2 separate regions of the Homo sapiens genome follow, and region 2 is linked to region 1. A link is a loop called in an ENCODE intact Hi-C map of the cell type or tissue named here. Cell type or tissue: endothelial cell of umbilical vein. All regions are shown on one strand. Each heading gives the region's core, and the rest is flanking DNA. Links, peaks and the distances in the headings are about the cores only.

What was found. Peaks named below come from ENCODE experiments on the same cell type or tissue, not always from the same donor. Only the 100,000 strongest peaks of a DNase experiment are listed, where the experiment ranks them.
Region 2: it touches region 1 in a loop (5-fold over the local background); 1 of 110 quality-filtered maps calls a loop at or near these places.

What each region holds. Positions count from the first base shown.
Region 1 is chr4:143,581,902-143,590,599 of GRCh38, forward strand. FREM3 (FRAS1 related extracellular matrix 3) reads right to left here. Exons shown (of 8, transcript NM_001168235.2): 7 at 3,943-4,092. Among named protein-coding and RNA genes, the nearest start is that of SMARCA5-AS1, 71 kb to the left of the region's middle. In endothelial cell of umbilical vein, for the core only: no CTCF peak of the experiment used is centred there; a DNase peak (open chromatin) is centred at 4,380; H3K27ac peaks cover 2,027 bases.
Region 2 is chr4:143,529,046-143,535,775 of GRCh38, forward strand. It overlaps SMARCA5 (SNF2 related chromatin remodeling ATPase 5), which reads left to right. Exons shown (of 24, transcript NM_003601.4): 9 at 1,413-1,481; 10 at 5,810-5,919. Among named protein-coding and RNA genes, the nearest start is that of SMARCA5-AS1, 18 kb to the left of the region's middle. In endothelial cell of umbilical vein, for the core only: CTCF peaks have their summits at 2,540 (motif pointing right) and 2,743; DNase peaks (open chromatin) are centred at 2,526 and 3,006; H3K27ac peaks cover 1,530 bases.

The DNA.
Region 1 (8,698 bases), core at 2,590-6,589:
AAGGAACAAAGATTCTGAGTGCTTTACTCACACCTCCAGCTCTTAGCTGCCCTAAGGAGAAGAGGCCAGTCTGTCCTCCCTGTGAGCTTCCTGCACTCCCTGCCCATCACCAGGCAGGCCCTCCCCAGTGCCCCAAGCTTGGGCTCACAATGCAGCCACTCTGATTTGTAGTGGCTCTGTGTTTCTCTGGGGTGGAGCTCCAAGAGACAAGTCAAAAGCCCTTTGCCATTACCACTGCTAAGGTCTCTGTCCTCGTCACCCCCAAGCTGGAGAGGGAGTGTAAAGCCTGAGCTTGCCTCAAGGCTGCGGTGTATAGCTTAGGAGTGCAAAGCCAAGATCTGCAGCCAGCACTCAGGTAAGAGAGGAACCCACACTGTTAGAGTGCTGAGAGGGAACATGGCTGCAAATGCACAGAGGAGCCATGTGGCTGAGTAAGAGCCTGCCTACCAGCCGTTACACTTACACGCCATCTACTAGATCACAGCCCAAACTTCAAAACCAAAAATACTTTGCATATAACACCCTGTGAAACCAAGGACAAGAATTCAGCTACATATGAAGACCCTGAACAAAGCCTTGGCCCTCTGAAAACGTCCAGAAACAAAGTCAATTGACTATATTAAAATTACACCACAGTTAAAGGAATATCAGCCCATACAGATGAGAAAGAACTAGCGTAAGAACTCTGGCAATTCAAAAAGCTATAGTGTCTTCCTTCCTCCAAATGACTGCACTAGTTCCCCAGCAATGGTTCTTAACCAGGCTGAAATGACTGAAATAACAGACATAGAATTCAGAATATGGATAGGAATAAAGATCATCGAGAATCAGGTGAAAGTCAAAACCAATCCAAGGAATCTAGGGATAATAATAAAATGATATAATAACTGAAAGATGAAATGAAGAAAGAACCAACAGATCTGATAGAGCTGAAAACACTACAAGAATTTCATAATACGATTGAAAATATTTATTATTTTTAAATTAATTAATTTACTTTTTTTTTTTTGAGATGGGTTTGAACTCTGTCACCCAGGCTGGAATGTATGGCTCATCACAGCCTCAACCTCCTGGGCTCAGGTGCTCTTCCCACCTCAGTCTTACAACTAGCTTGGACTACAGGTGCACACCACCATGCCGGGCTAATTTTTTTGTATTTTTTGAAGAGATGGGGTTTTGCCATGTTGCCCACATTGGACTCAAGCAATCCACCTGCCTAGGCCTCCAAAAGTGCTAGGATTACAGATGAGAGCCACTGTGCCGGGCCAATTGCAAGTATTAACAACAGAATTGGCCAAGCTGAGGAAAGAATCTCATAGCAAAAAGGTTCTCTGAATGAACAGAATCAAAAATAAAGAGAAAAGAATAAAAAAGAATGTGCAAAACTTCTTAGAAATACGGGATTCTGTAAAGAGACCAAATCTACGACTCATTGGCATCCCTGAAAGACAGGGAGAGAAACCAAACAACTTGGAAAATATATTTGAAGATACTGTCCATGCATATTTCCCCAACTTCACTAGAGAGGCCAAAATTCAAATTCAGGAAATGCAGAGAACCCTTTAAGATACTGTATAAGACAACTATCCCTAAGACACATAGTCATCAGACTCTCCAAGGTTGACATGAAAGAAAAAAATATTAAAGGCAGCTAAAGAGAAGAGAAAGGCAGCAAAGAGAACCTCATCAGGCTAACAGCATATCTTTCAGCAGAAACTCTACAGGCCAGAAGAGATTAGGGGCCTTTATTAAGCATTATTAAAAAAAAAAAAGAATCTCAACCAAGAATTTTATATCCAGCCAAACTAAGCTTCATCAAAAAAGGAGAAATAAGATCTTCATCAGACAAGCAAATGTTAAGGGCATTCATTACCACCAGACCTGCCTTACAAGAGGTTTTTAAAGGAGCACTAAATATGGAAATGAAAGACCATTATGGCCACCACAAAAACACACTTAAGTACATAGACCATTGACACTATAAAGCAACTACACAATTGAGTCTGCATAATAAACCGCTAACAACAAGATGACAGCATTAAATCCTCACATATCAAATATTAACCTTGAATGAAAACAGGCTAAATGACCCAATTAAAAGGCCACAGAGTTGCAAGTTAGATAAAGAAGAAAGATCCAACCACATGCTGTCTTCAAAAGACCCATCTCACATGCAATGACAGTCATAGGTTCAAAGTAAAGGGATGGAGAAAAATCTACCAAACAGGCTGGGCGCGGTGGCTCACGCCTGTAATCCCAGCACTTTGGGAGGCCGAGGCGGGTGGATCATGAGGTCAGGAGATCGAGACCATCCTGGCTAACAAGGTGAAACCCTGTCTCTACTAAAAATACAAAAAATTAGCCGGGCGCGGTGGCGGGCGCCTGTGGTCCCAGCTACTCGGGAGGCTGAGGCAGGAGAATGGCGTGAACCCGGGAAGCGGAGCTTGCAGTAAGCCGAGATTGCGCCACTGCGGTCCGCAGTCCGGCCTGGGCGACAGAGCGAGACTCCGTCTCAAAAAAAAAAAAAAAAAAAAAATCTACCAAACAAATGGAAAACAAAAAAAGCAGGGGTTGCTATTCTAATTTCAGACAAAACAGACTTTAAGCCAGCAATGATAAAAAAGACAAAGACAGGCATTATATAATCGTAAAGGGTTTAATTCAACAAGAAGACTTAACTATCCTGAATATTTATGTGCCCAACAGAGGAGTATCCTCATTCATAAAACAAGTCCTTAAAGACCTATGAAGAGACTTAGATAACCATACAATAATAATGGGAGACTTCAACACCCTATTGACAGTATTAGACAGACCATCAAGGCAGAAAAGTAATGAAGATATTTGGGACCCAAATTTGACACTTAACCAAATGGACCTAATAGACATTTATAACACTCTCCACCCAAAACCAACAGAATATACATTCTTCTCTTCTGCACATACACGTACTCTAAAATCGACTACACCGTTGGCCATAAAAATTATTAGCAAATTCAAAAAATTCAGAAGTATACCATCCACACTCTCAGATTATATAACAATAAAAATAGAAACCAATACCATGAAGATCACTCAAAACCATACAATTACATGGAAATTAAACAGCCTGCTCCTGAATGACTTCTGGGTAAACAATGTAATTAAGGCAGAAACCAAGAAATTTTTTTGAAACTAATGAGAACAAAGATACAACATACCAGAACTTCTGGGACACAGCTAAAGCAGTATTAAGAGGAAAGTTTATAGTGCTAAATGCTCACATCAAAAAGTTAGAAAGATATAAAATTAACAACCTAACACCACACCAAAAGGTCACAACTGCAAATGAGAAAATGTGGGCATCAATGTACATGGAAATGTCCTTTTCTTTTCCTATTGGGTCCTGTTCTTTTTCTGATAAAGCACCTGACAGGTACTCTAGAGGAAATGATATCTAGAATTGTGCCATGCTGTCAGCTAGGCCTTGATCATCCATGTCAGGAAATGCAAAGGTGAGCAGGGCATGAAGACATGCTGTTTGAAGCTAAGGCAAATGCCTGAGTCTGAAGTGAAAACCTCCTACACTTCAAAGGTCTAATATGTGACGAGATTCTTCCACGAGTTGGGACTTGCTTGGCCATTATGGGGGTAATTTCATCTGAAATATTGTTTATGAGCAGCTTTAGGTATCTATAAATATTCTGAACTTTGGAAAAATTAATGTGAGCCCATGACAAGCCAGTGGGTAATAAATGAATCATAAAGGCTGCTGTTTGAATAATGTACTTATTTTGTAACCAGCAGAAGTCATTATGTATACAAACCATCTACGTGCTGAAGCCAGAGAAACTTTCATTCAGAGTCCATCAACAAAGACTAAGCATGCTTACACTTAACAGACTAGACTCCACCATAAACATGTATCATGATAATGATATATTCTTTAAGTGGCCCTCTCACCTTCTGCTGACTCCTGCTCTGACTTTCTGGAGCGCACGGCGATGGATGATGGTTGGGAAAGATCAGTGCCTCTTCTCCAAACACAAACCTCCACGTAGCGAGCACTTTCATTGACGTGATATTCAGCATCCCCAAAGTGCAGGACAGGTTCTAAAGAGGCAAAAAAAGATACACTAAGAATGCTTCAGCCTGCCTGGTATACTGTCTCCTTTGGCCCTGTGTGAGCCTGGGCATTTGTCATAATTGTCAGACATGACAGATCCCATAGGTCTTGTTTTTTTATATAGCTCAGGGAGAACAAAAACAAAAACACACAAAAAGCCACATCAGAGTCACATACCATGACTTTGACTCCAGGAAATGCCATGAGATGAAGTCAGTTGAGATGCTATTCATTTTTTTGTTTTAAGAACTTTCCATTACATAGAAGAGATTTTCCTATTAGGGAAAATTGGCCAATCAGCTGTAACTCAGGCAAGTCCACTATTGTTTGGGAAAAGATGGTGGAGAAGTTAGAGAGGCTTTTTTTGGCAGGGAGAAAATTGCTCTTCCTGTGGAGGGACAGTTGAGCCAGAATTCTGAGTTTGATCACTATGGCTATGCCTTTTCTTAGGGCATTTGCTGATTACAGGGACAGATGGAAATCCTGGGGCAGTGAATGAGGGGGAGGAGAGATCCTGTTAGCTGAGATGCCAGAAGCGCTTCCCCAGGAGACCAAGAAGTGACTCCATAGAAAAAGAAGGCTGAAGGAGAACAACCAGCACAGACACCAGGCTTCAGCGGTGGGTAGAAGGGAATTGTACATCTTCTAAAAGGAGAAAGAGGTTGACAATGCGAATGTTGCTTTGGCCAAGCAAATACACTTATCCATACCCCGTTCGCTCTTGTTCTAAAAGGTAGCTATGAACTTAGGTGATTATTTAAAGCATATACAAGGCTTAGCTGTAACAATACCTACTATATGTACTGTCATGAAAAAGATTTTGAGATGAATACTTTTGTTGGCTGTGACATCTGGAGGCAAAAAATGTAAATATTAGGAAGCAGATTCACCATGGAGGAACAACCCCTTGAGGTTGTTGAACGGAAAATTAGTTATGGAGATGACACCTTTGCAAATATATTGCAATGCACCAGGAGTGTATCTGAATTTAAATTCAAATTTTTGGAGGCTAGGAATCAGATTTAGTAAATATTATTTGTTTCAAGATGTATTTTAGTAGATCTTTTAACTGCTGAGGGAGTAGTAGTAGTAAAACTGCAAGACCTCTCCTGTCCTGGTTATGCCAAACAGCTCCCAATACACTGAACACAGCATGCATTTGTGAGCCTCCATCTTTGTTGATGATGTTCTCTGAGCTGGAATGTGCCAATATGGCAAATGCCTACTCATTTTTTTAAGACTTTATTGATAAAGAGTTGCCTTCTCTGGGAAGCCATATTTATTTCCTCAATAAATAATCATTCTTCACTCTGTGCTTCCCTAACATTTCAAATAGTTCTATAACTGTAGTGATGGAATACACTTGCAATTTGCTCACCTCAGGCATACAGCAGGCAGGTGGCCTGCACTCAGAAAAGGGTGGTAGGGTCATTCTTTCTTTTCTTTTTAATGAACATGTAGTAATTGTATGTATTTATGGGGTACATAGTGGTGTTTTGATATATTTATGGCACAGTGATCAGGTCAGGGTAATGCACATATCCCATTCTTTCTTCTCTTACCAAGAACTTTCTCCTCATTATTGCTAATGGGTGTTTCTGATGCCTCCACGGTTGGGACAGGAAAGAAGGAGGATAGGCAGGAGTAGCAGGAAAGTTCTTTCTTGAACACTTTCATGGATGTCAGTACTCTTTGGTTTTGGAAGATGGAAGAAAAGCTGATCCTGTTTATCATGGGCACTTCTGCAGGTTCTTTGGGATCTCTCACTCCCACAGTTGGGTATCTCTTATCTGCAGTTCTCTTGATGAGGATGAAACAGATATATTCTGGCTGATCACTTAATCATTCCTCAACCTATTTAGCATTTGGAAGTACCTCTGTTCAGCCCTCTAGATGGCACCTTTGGACAAGTTCATTCTGGCTCACTCTTGTATGCATGGCTCACATGTGGTCCATGGCAACCTTCCTGCATCCTCTGCCTTGATAAACTCCAGGAATACCACTTAACCCCAATGCAGTCCCTCTCTTTTGTTCATCCACCAAAGCAGCCAACCAGTTTATCTCCCACATTCAGATTTTCCAGGCAGAGCCAGATCCCAGTTCATTGTGTTCTCCACATTGCAGGTGGCACACATCATACTGCCCAAATGGTCTCCTTCGAGCCCCCTCTCTTGATTTAGCACCTCTTTAAAATGCAAAAATGTTAAATTTACCATTCTAACATGCTATCCTGTGTTTTTTTTATTATTATTATACTTTAAGTTTTAGGGTACATGTGCACAATGTACAGGTTTGTTACATATGTATACATGTGCCATGTTGGTACGCTGTACCCATTAACTCATCATTTAGCATTAGGTATATCTCCTAATGCTATCCCTCCCCCATCCCCCCACCCCACAACAGGCCCCAGTGTGTGATGTTCTCCTTCCTGTGTCCATGTGTTCTCATTGTTCAATTCCCACCTATGAGTGAGAACATGCAGTGTTTGGTTTTTTCTCCTCGCGATAGTTTGCTGAGAATGATGGTTTCCAGCTTCATCGATGTCCCTACAATGGACATGAACTCATCATTTTTTATGGCTGCATAGTACTCCATGGTGTATATGTGCCACATTTTCTTAATCCAGTCTATCATTGTTGGACATTTGGGTTGGTTCCAAGTCTTTGCTATTGTGAATAGTGCCACAATAAACATACGTGTGCATGTGTCTTTATAGCAGCATGATTTATATTCCTTTGGGTATATACCCAGTAATGGGATGGCTGGGTCAAATGGTATTTCTAGTTCTAGATCCCTGAGGAATCGCCACACTGACTTCCACAATGGTTGAACTAGTTTACAGTCCCACCAACAGGGTAAAAGTGTTCCTATTTCTCCACATCCTCTCCAGCACCTGTCGTTTCCTGACTTTTTAATGATCACCATTCTAACTGGTGTGAGATGGTATCTCATTGTGGTTTTGATTTGCATTTCTCTGATGGCCAGTGATGATGAGCATTTTTTCATGTGTTTTTTGGCTGCATAAATGTCTTCTTTTGAGAAGTGTCTGTTCATGTCCTTGGCCCACTTGTGGATGGGGTTGTTTTTTTCTTGTAAATTTGTTTGAGTTCACTGTAGATTCTGGATATTAGCCCTTTGTCAGATGAGTAGGTTGCAAAAATTTTCGCCCATTCTGTAGGTTGCCTGTTCACTCTGATGGTGGTTTCTTTTGCTGTGCAGAAGTTCTTTAGTTTAATTAGATCCCATTTGTCAATTTTGGCTTTTGTTGCCATTGCTTTTGGTGTTTTAGACATGAAGTCCTTGCCCATGCCTATGTCCTGAATGGTATTGCCTAGGTTTTTTTCTAGGGTTTTTATGGTTTCAGGTCTAACATGTAAGTCTTTAATCCATCTTGAATTAATTTTTGTATAAGGTGTAAGGAAGGGATCCAGTTTCAGCTTTCTACATGTGGCTAGCCAGTTTTCCCAGCACCATTTATTAAATAGGGAATCCTTTCCCCATTGCTTGTTTTTCTCAGGTTTGGCAAAGATCAGATAGTTGTAGATATGTGGCATTATTTCTGAGGGCTCTCTTCTGTTCCATTGGTCTATATCTCTGTTTTGGTACCACTACCATGCTGTTTTGGTTACTGTAGCCTTGTATTATAGTTTGAAGTCAGGTAGCGTGATGCCTGCAGCTTTGTTCTTTTGGCTTAGGATTGACTTGGCGATGTGGGCTCTTTTTTGGTTCCATATGAACTTTAAAGTAGTTTTTTCGAATTCTGTGAAGAAAGTCATTGGTGTCTTGATGGGGATGGCATTGAATCTGTAAATTACCTTGGGCAGTATGGCCATTTTCACAATATTGATTCTTCCTACCCATGAGCATGGAATGTTCTTCCATTTCTTTGTATCCTCTTTTATTTCCTTGAGCAGTGGTTTGTAGTTCTCCTTGAAGAGGTCCTTCACCTCCCTTGTAAGTTGGATTCCTAGGTATTTTATTGTCTTTGAAGCAATTGTGAACGGGAGTTCACTCATGATTTGGCTCTCTGTCTGTTATTGGTGTATAAGAATGCTTGTGATTTTTGCACATTGATTTTGTATCCTGAGACTTTGCTGAAGTTGCTTATCAGCTTAAGGAGATTTTGGGCTGAGACGATGGGGTTTTCTAGATATACAATCATGTCATCTGCAAACAGGGACAATTTGACTTCCTCTTTTCCTAATTGAATACCCTTTATTTCCTTCTCCTGCCTGACTGCCCTGGCCAGAACTTCCAACACTATGTTGAATAGGAGTGATGAGAGAGGGCATCCCTGTCTTGTGCCAGTTTTCAAAGGGAATGTTTCCAGTTTTTGCCCATTCAGTATGATATTGGCTGTGGGTTTGTCATAGATAGCTCTTATTATTTTGTGATACGTCCCATCAATACCTAATTTATTGAGAGTTTTTAGCATGAAGCATTGTTGAATTTTGTCAAAGGCCTTTTCTGCATCTATTGAGATAATCACGTGTTTTTTGTCTTTGGTTCTGTTTATATGCTGGATTACGTTTATTGATTTTTGTATGTTGAACCAGCCTTGCATCCCAGGGATGAAGCCTACTTGATCAT
Region 2 (6,730 bases), core at 274-4,273, 55 kb before region 1:
TGCCTCAGCCTTCCGAATAGCTGAGATCACAGGTGTGTGCCACCATGCCCGGCTAGTTTCTGTGTTTTTTGTAGAGATGAGGTTTTGCCATGTTGTCCAGGCTGGTCTCAAGCTCCTGGCCTCAAGCGATCTGCCTGCCTCAGCCTCCCAAAGTGCTGGGATTACAGGCACGAGCCACCACACCAGGCCTCAGTCTTCTTTAAATCATTGTTTTCTCTATCTGAAATGGCATAAATTGTCACTCCTATTTGGTAAGTCAGGTTGGCCTGACTTTGTTTCAGTGGCTCTAGGTTGACTGGTTATGTTTTTAAGGTGCTGCTCAAGGTATTCCTGAAGTGATTTGTATACCTCACATTGCTTATGTTTTAAGTCCCAAGGATGACTGTCAAATTTAGTGAAATCTGTCTGGCTTTTCTTATATTATAGTCTAACAAACAAATAGAACCTAATCTTTATGGATTATTTATAGTCATAGAAAGGATAGTAATGGTTAATTAGCTATTTGAACTGTTAATAGTAATATAATAACTATGTCAAGAGTTTGTGCTATTAGAAATTGCAGTTTTTTTTGCCTGGACCAGTGTTTATTTTTGAAGCTTTGTTTGCATAGCTGGCGTCTTATGTGTATTGGAGGGATTTGAAGAGCTCCATGTTAGTATATTTTTGTACAATTAAGTTATAAAAAGGTATTAATTAATTTTGTTTTTTTTCTGTTGAAGATTGTTTTGAAAGAATAGATTGTGTTGTAAAAAGATATTTAATCAGACTCCAAAAGCAATTTTAGCTTCGATTTTATGTATTTTGATGTTTTTGAGATAATTCCTGTTTCTCACTACATTGACACTTTCATTTACTTTAAAGCAGTGAATTCTAAGATTATGTTTACTCAAAAACAAAGCACATATATAATACATATGTTCAAGAGATGAGGTTAGGGAAACTGCCCTTGTTGAAATCGTAACCAAATATTAATGAAATGCTGGTAATTTCAATTTCATTTAGTAAGTTTGATTAAAATTGACATTGTTCGTAAACTTGTATTTGAGTAGTGCGAATGGTCTCAGAGAACAAACTATAAAATGTTTTAATTTTCAAGCTTTTATGAAACTTGAAAGATACTTTACAAGAATATTAATTTTCTAATCCTATAGAACTTGCTCTCCAACTTTTTACTGTGAAACTTGTTATTTTGATGTTTTTGAGAAGAATGTTTAGAAGGTAGTGTGATTTCTGAACTACTTGTTTTAAAATTAGTAACAATGACACATGAAAACCAGGATTGGACTAAGTGATTTTTTTTTGTGGGTTACAATTCAAATTACTAATTCTAGAAATCATTTCTATATCTGGTATTATAGGGTATTTGTTAATATTATCTCTGATCTGAGTATATTTTTTGTTTGTTTATCTAGGACTTTGATTCCTGGTTTGATACAAACAACTGCCTTGGGGATCAAAAACTAGTTGAGAGGCTTCATATGGTAAGTATTTTGGAGTAGTGTTAAAGCATATTTATGATGGGAAAAAGGATAAAGGTTTAAATTAGTAGATTATTTTCCTGTTAATAAAAAACACAATGGCTTAAGAATCAGATCTGCTTGAATTCTGACACTTAACTCTTACATCTTACAATCAGTGTAGGGGGTGATGTGTGGTTGTTTCAGTGTTAGAACCTAGAATGGAATCCTGACTTAAGGGAGAAAGTATTCTCTTACAGTTATACAAAATACAGTGGGGGGAAGAAGAATTGCATAATAATTAATATAGACAAGTTTTTGTTGTTGTTTTTGAGACAGTCTCACTTTGTCGTCCAGGCTGGAGTGCAGTGGCATGATCTTGGCTCACTGAAACCTCTGCCTCCCAGGCTCAAGCAGTCTCTCCCCATTCAGCGTCTAGAGTAGCTGGGGCTACAGGCTCTGGCCACCATGCCCAGCTAATTTTTGTATTTTTTGTAGAGATAGTGTTTCACCATGTTGCCCAGGCTAATCTCGAACTTCTGAACTCAAGTTATCAACCTGCCTGCCTTGGCCTCCCAGAGTGTTGGGATTACAGGCATGAGCCACCACGCCCGGCCTTAATAGACAAGTTTTTAAAGCTTAGTTCAATTTACATTCCATGGAAGAATCTAACAGGTTCACTTTTGAAAGGGCTAAAGATCCATCTGTTTTTTCTTAAATCTAGCTACATTGTGTATAAACAACTGCTAATATTGCATTATGAGCACAGTTGGTATGTTTTTGCTTGCTGTATAGCTTTGTTTCTACATACAGCTTCCTGTGACGGTTCACAAGTAAAAGTTGGTAGGTAGAGAAACTTCTCTAACAGACACCAGATTAAAATACCCTGCTAAGCAGGTTAAAGCAGGAGCTTGTAAGAATGTTATATAAAGCCCTTAATGACCTAACTCAGGAATTCTCAGCCTCTTTTGACATTTTGGTCTGGGTATATCTGAGAGGGGTAAGGAGAGAGGGGAGAACGTGATTGTCCTGTGTATTGTAGCATGTTTAATAGCATCCCTGATACTTTTACTCACTAGATGGCAGTAGTAACATTCCTCCAGTTGTGACAACCAAAAATTTCTCTAGACATTGCAGATGTCCCCTGGGGAACAAAATTGTGCCCCTCCATGACCTAACCTTTTTAACATTCTTTGGCATCTGTTTTACTTCTTCATATATTGAGCTTTAATTTGATAGATTGCTGACCCCACTGTCAGTTTTCTGTAAACATTGTGGTAATTCTAATCTATTTTTGCTTATCATTTTTGCTACACCTAGAATCCTTTTTCCTGGTCTCTTTACTAATACCTAGTCCAAGACTCAGCGACATCACCTCCACTGAACCAGCCAGGCTGAGGCTGGCCTAGGTGCCCTTCTGTGTATTCCATCTTTAACAATCTGAGCATCCTAATATTATAGGACTTTGCAGAGGATATTGAGATGATTCACAAGTGTTTTCCATACTGGATTGTAAGCACAAAGGCAGGAAGCACAGATTTATTTGTCTTTGTATACCTGGCACAATGCCTAGTTAGAGTGGATATTTGAACAGGGAAAAAAATTTAAGTTCATGATTGTTCAAATATTTCATTATAAAGTACTTTAAAATTCTTAAATATTGAGAGTTTTGTTAAATATTTGAAGGTAGTAATTTCCTAGCTACCTTTGTTTCAATTCAGATGGCATTCATGCATCTAAGCACTCTCTTTGTATTTACTTAGACCAAGGATTGTGGAGTGTATATGTAATCTTGGGGGTAGAAAAGGAGGCAGAAGAACATGATTTTTTTTCATGCATTTTTTTCCCCTTATTCCTCTGCTCTTGGCTTTCCTTTAGTAAATACGTAGGTACATCTAGGTAAAGCAAATGAACAACCCATTCAGCAGTATCAACCAGATTTGGTAACTCTGTTTTGTTCACAGGGTATTTTGAAAATGCTTATGAAGTCAGGGAGAAGAGGTCTTGTAGCTACCTCTCTACTTTCTCCTGCTCTTTACTTTGAAGTTTCTACAGTAGCACCTGTGGTCTTATAATGAAAGGAGGGTTTAGAAGTCGGTATGGATGCGCTTAGGAATGAGATAACTCTTATTTGATGTATTAGTTATCTAATGCTGCAAAAGAACCCCTTATTCCCTCCACCCCCCAAAAACACCTTAACCCCCCTTTAGGGGTTACTAAGACCCCCTTATTTCCCCCACCTCCAAAACACTTCATAGTTTATATTTTATTAACAACCCCAGAATTTATGGGTTGACTGGATGGTTTCTTTGTGGATTACACTTGGGGTTATCCAGTTACATTTATTTAGCTGGACAATGCTAGAAGAGAACCGGTGGGGCTAAAGGTCTTCACTTACACATCTGGCAGTTGCTGCCGCCTGTTGACTAGGGCTGAACTAGCTTTTCTACGTGGTGATGTTAGAGAGGTGTTGCTGGTATTTTTCCCACTAATGTCTAATTTGGTTTGTGATATAGTCACTATTTTTAAAAACCAGTGTAAATAGAACAGAGGTACAAAAAAGGGTATCTTTAGTTGTGTAGTTAATTTTAAAACTTACTGTTCTATGAAAATGAGTGAACTACTACTACATATAACATGGAAATGTCTCATTGTTTAATAAAAGAAACCAGATATAAATGGGTGCATATTGAGTGAGTCCATGTATATAAAGTTAAAAATGATAGGCAAAATTAATTTATGGTGTCTAAAAATAAGAATATTGCTTACCCTTGGGAAGGAAAAGAGGGGATAGTGATTGGAAGGGACACAAAAATGATTTCTAGAGTGTTCTATTTGGGTAATAACATGGGTACTTTTACAGTACTTGAATAAAATTTCTAGAACTGTACACTCATGATTTATTGAAGTGTGTACTTTTATATTCTTTCCCTAAGTTAGTACATTAAGTTTAAAGACTAACCATAAGGAGATCTTAATGAGACCCTTGTCCATTCTTTTTTTTTTTTTTTTTTTTTTTTTTTGAGATGGAGTCTAGCTCTGTCGCCCAGGATGGAGTGCAGTGGCGCCATCTTGGCTCACTGCAAGCTCCGCCTCCCGGGTTCACACCATTCTCCTGTCTCAGCCTCCCAAGTAGCTGGGACTACAGGTACCTGCCACCTCGCCTGGCTAATTTTTTGTATTTTTAATAGAGACGGGGTTTCACCATGTTAGCCAGGATGGTCTCGATTTCCTGACCTTGTGATCTGCCTGCCTCGGCCTCCCGACCCTTGCCCATTCTTAGGCACTGTTAGACAGTCTGCATGCAAGTAACTAGTTTTAGACCTGAAAGGCAGCAAATTGTTGAAAACATTTTAAAAATTTACTATTGTTTTTAGTATTTTATGGTAGTATAACAAGTATATACTCAAACATATACAGGCACATCTCATTACCCTTTGCAGTGCTTCACAGATACTGCATTTTTAAGAAACATTTATTTTGCGAAACAAATAGATGGTTTGTGGCAACCCTGTGTCAAGGAAGTCTATCAATAAACACCGTTTTCCCAACGGCATGTGTTTACTCTGTTTTTAAAGCAGTAATGTATTGCTTTAAATAATGTATCACATTTTTAAAGCAATAATGTACTTTTAAAATAAGGTGTGTACGTTGTTTTTTTTTTAGACATAATGCTATTGCACACTTAATAGTGTAAATGTAACTCTTAGATGCACTGGGAAATGTGACTTGCTTTATTGAGGTAGTCTGGAACTGAGCCTACAATATCTCTGAGGTATGCCTTTATTGAATAAGTAATGGTCTTGTATTACTACCCTTCAGGAACCCAGTAGTAATAAATTATATACAGTTAGCCCTTCATATCCATAGGTTCCACATCCATAGATTCAATCAACTATGGATTGGAAATATTTGTCCCCAAAAAAGATAAAAATAAAATAGATGGTTCCATCTGTGTTAAATATACCGACCTTTTCCTTGTCATTATTCCCTAAACGGTATAGTGTAACAACTATTAACATAGCATTTACATTCCATTAACTATTATTATAAGTAATCTAGAGATGATTTAAAGTATATGGGAGGATGTTTGTAGGTTATATGCAAATACTACATTTTTTATAATGGACTCGAGCATTTGTGGATTTTGGTATTCAAAGGGAAGGGGACAGGAACTAGTCTCCCACAGATACTGAGATATGACTGTATTTGCAGGGAGAAGTCCTAAGAAATCACTTGATACTCACGCAGAGAAATTTCTTTTTCATGTATTTTATATACAATTCTAAGATGCTGAAATATGACCTTATGTGTAATATTGGTATTACCTGTTTATTTTTGTCCTTTTTAAGGTTTTGCGTCCATTCCTCCTTCGTCGAATTAAGGCTGATGTTGAAAAGAGTTTGCCTCCAAAGAAGGAAGTAAAAATCTATGTGGGCCTCAGCAAAATGCAAAGGGAATGGTATGTATTCTCAGATGTACTTGATAGCACTATTGATTCTTCCCTAAATTTCATGTGTATTTTGTTTTCCTAATTTGTGTCTTCATGGAATTCCAATTTGCTGGATTGAACTCAACCTGAAAAGAGTTTTCTTGTCACGTAGTATAGGACTTGCTCATTAAGTTCGTTATAGAAAGTTTTGAACCTGTTAGATGACAGAATCAGGATGGAAGGCTTATGAATCCAAAATTAAAATTGGGATTTAATTAAACGGGGTTCATATGAAACCATCTACTTGGGATTTTTAAAAAGGAAACTGTGATAGCACAGTGTGGGAGATATATGGTTCACTTATAGTTCATAAATACTGGGTCAGTGTAAAGTAGCTGCAGAAAAAGATACTGTTGGCCTTAATGTAAATGTAGTGTTCAAAGGAGAGGAAATAAATATAGCTACCCTTTTCTTTACTGGTCTCATCATATTTCATGTATATTTAACTGCATACTTAAATTTTGATAAGTATTTGCAAGAGGCCAGAGTTGTTTGGTTAAAGGACTTAATATCATATAGAGAACTGGGCATGTTATCTGGGTAAGAGGTTATCTGTAGAAGGTGGTTGGTCCTAAATGTCCTCAAAAACTTCTGAAAGGGTAGCAGATATTAGGCTTACCTTGGATGGCTCTAAAACAGAACTAAGATGAGTCAATGCTAAGGAAAGACAAATCTTTTTTAGTTAAACATTTGAGTGAACTTTATATCAGAATTGAGATGGAAAGGTCTGCCTTGTTGTTTAAGCATAGATTGCCTAGGCTACTTACTTTGTTCAAAGGAT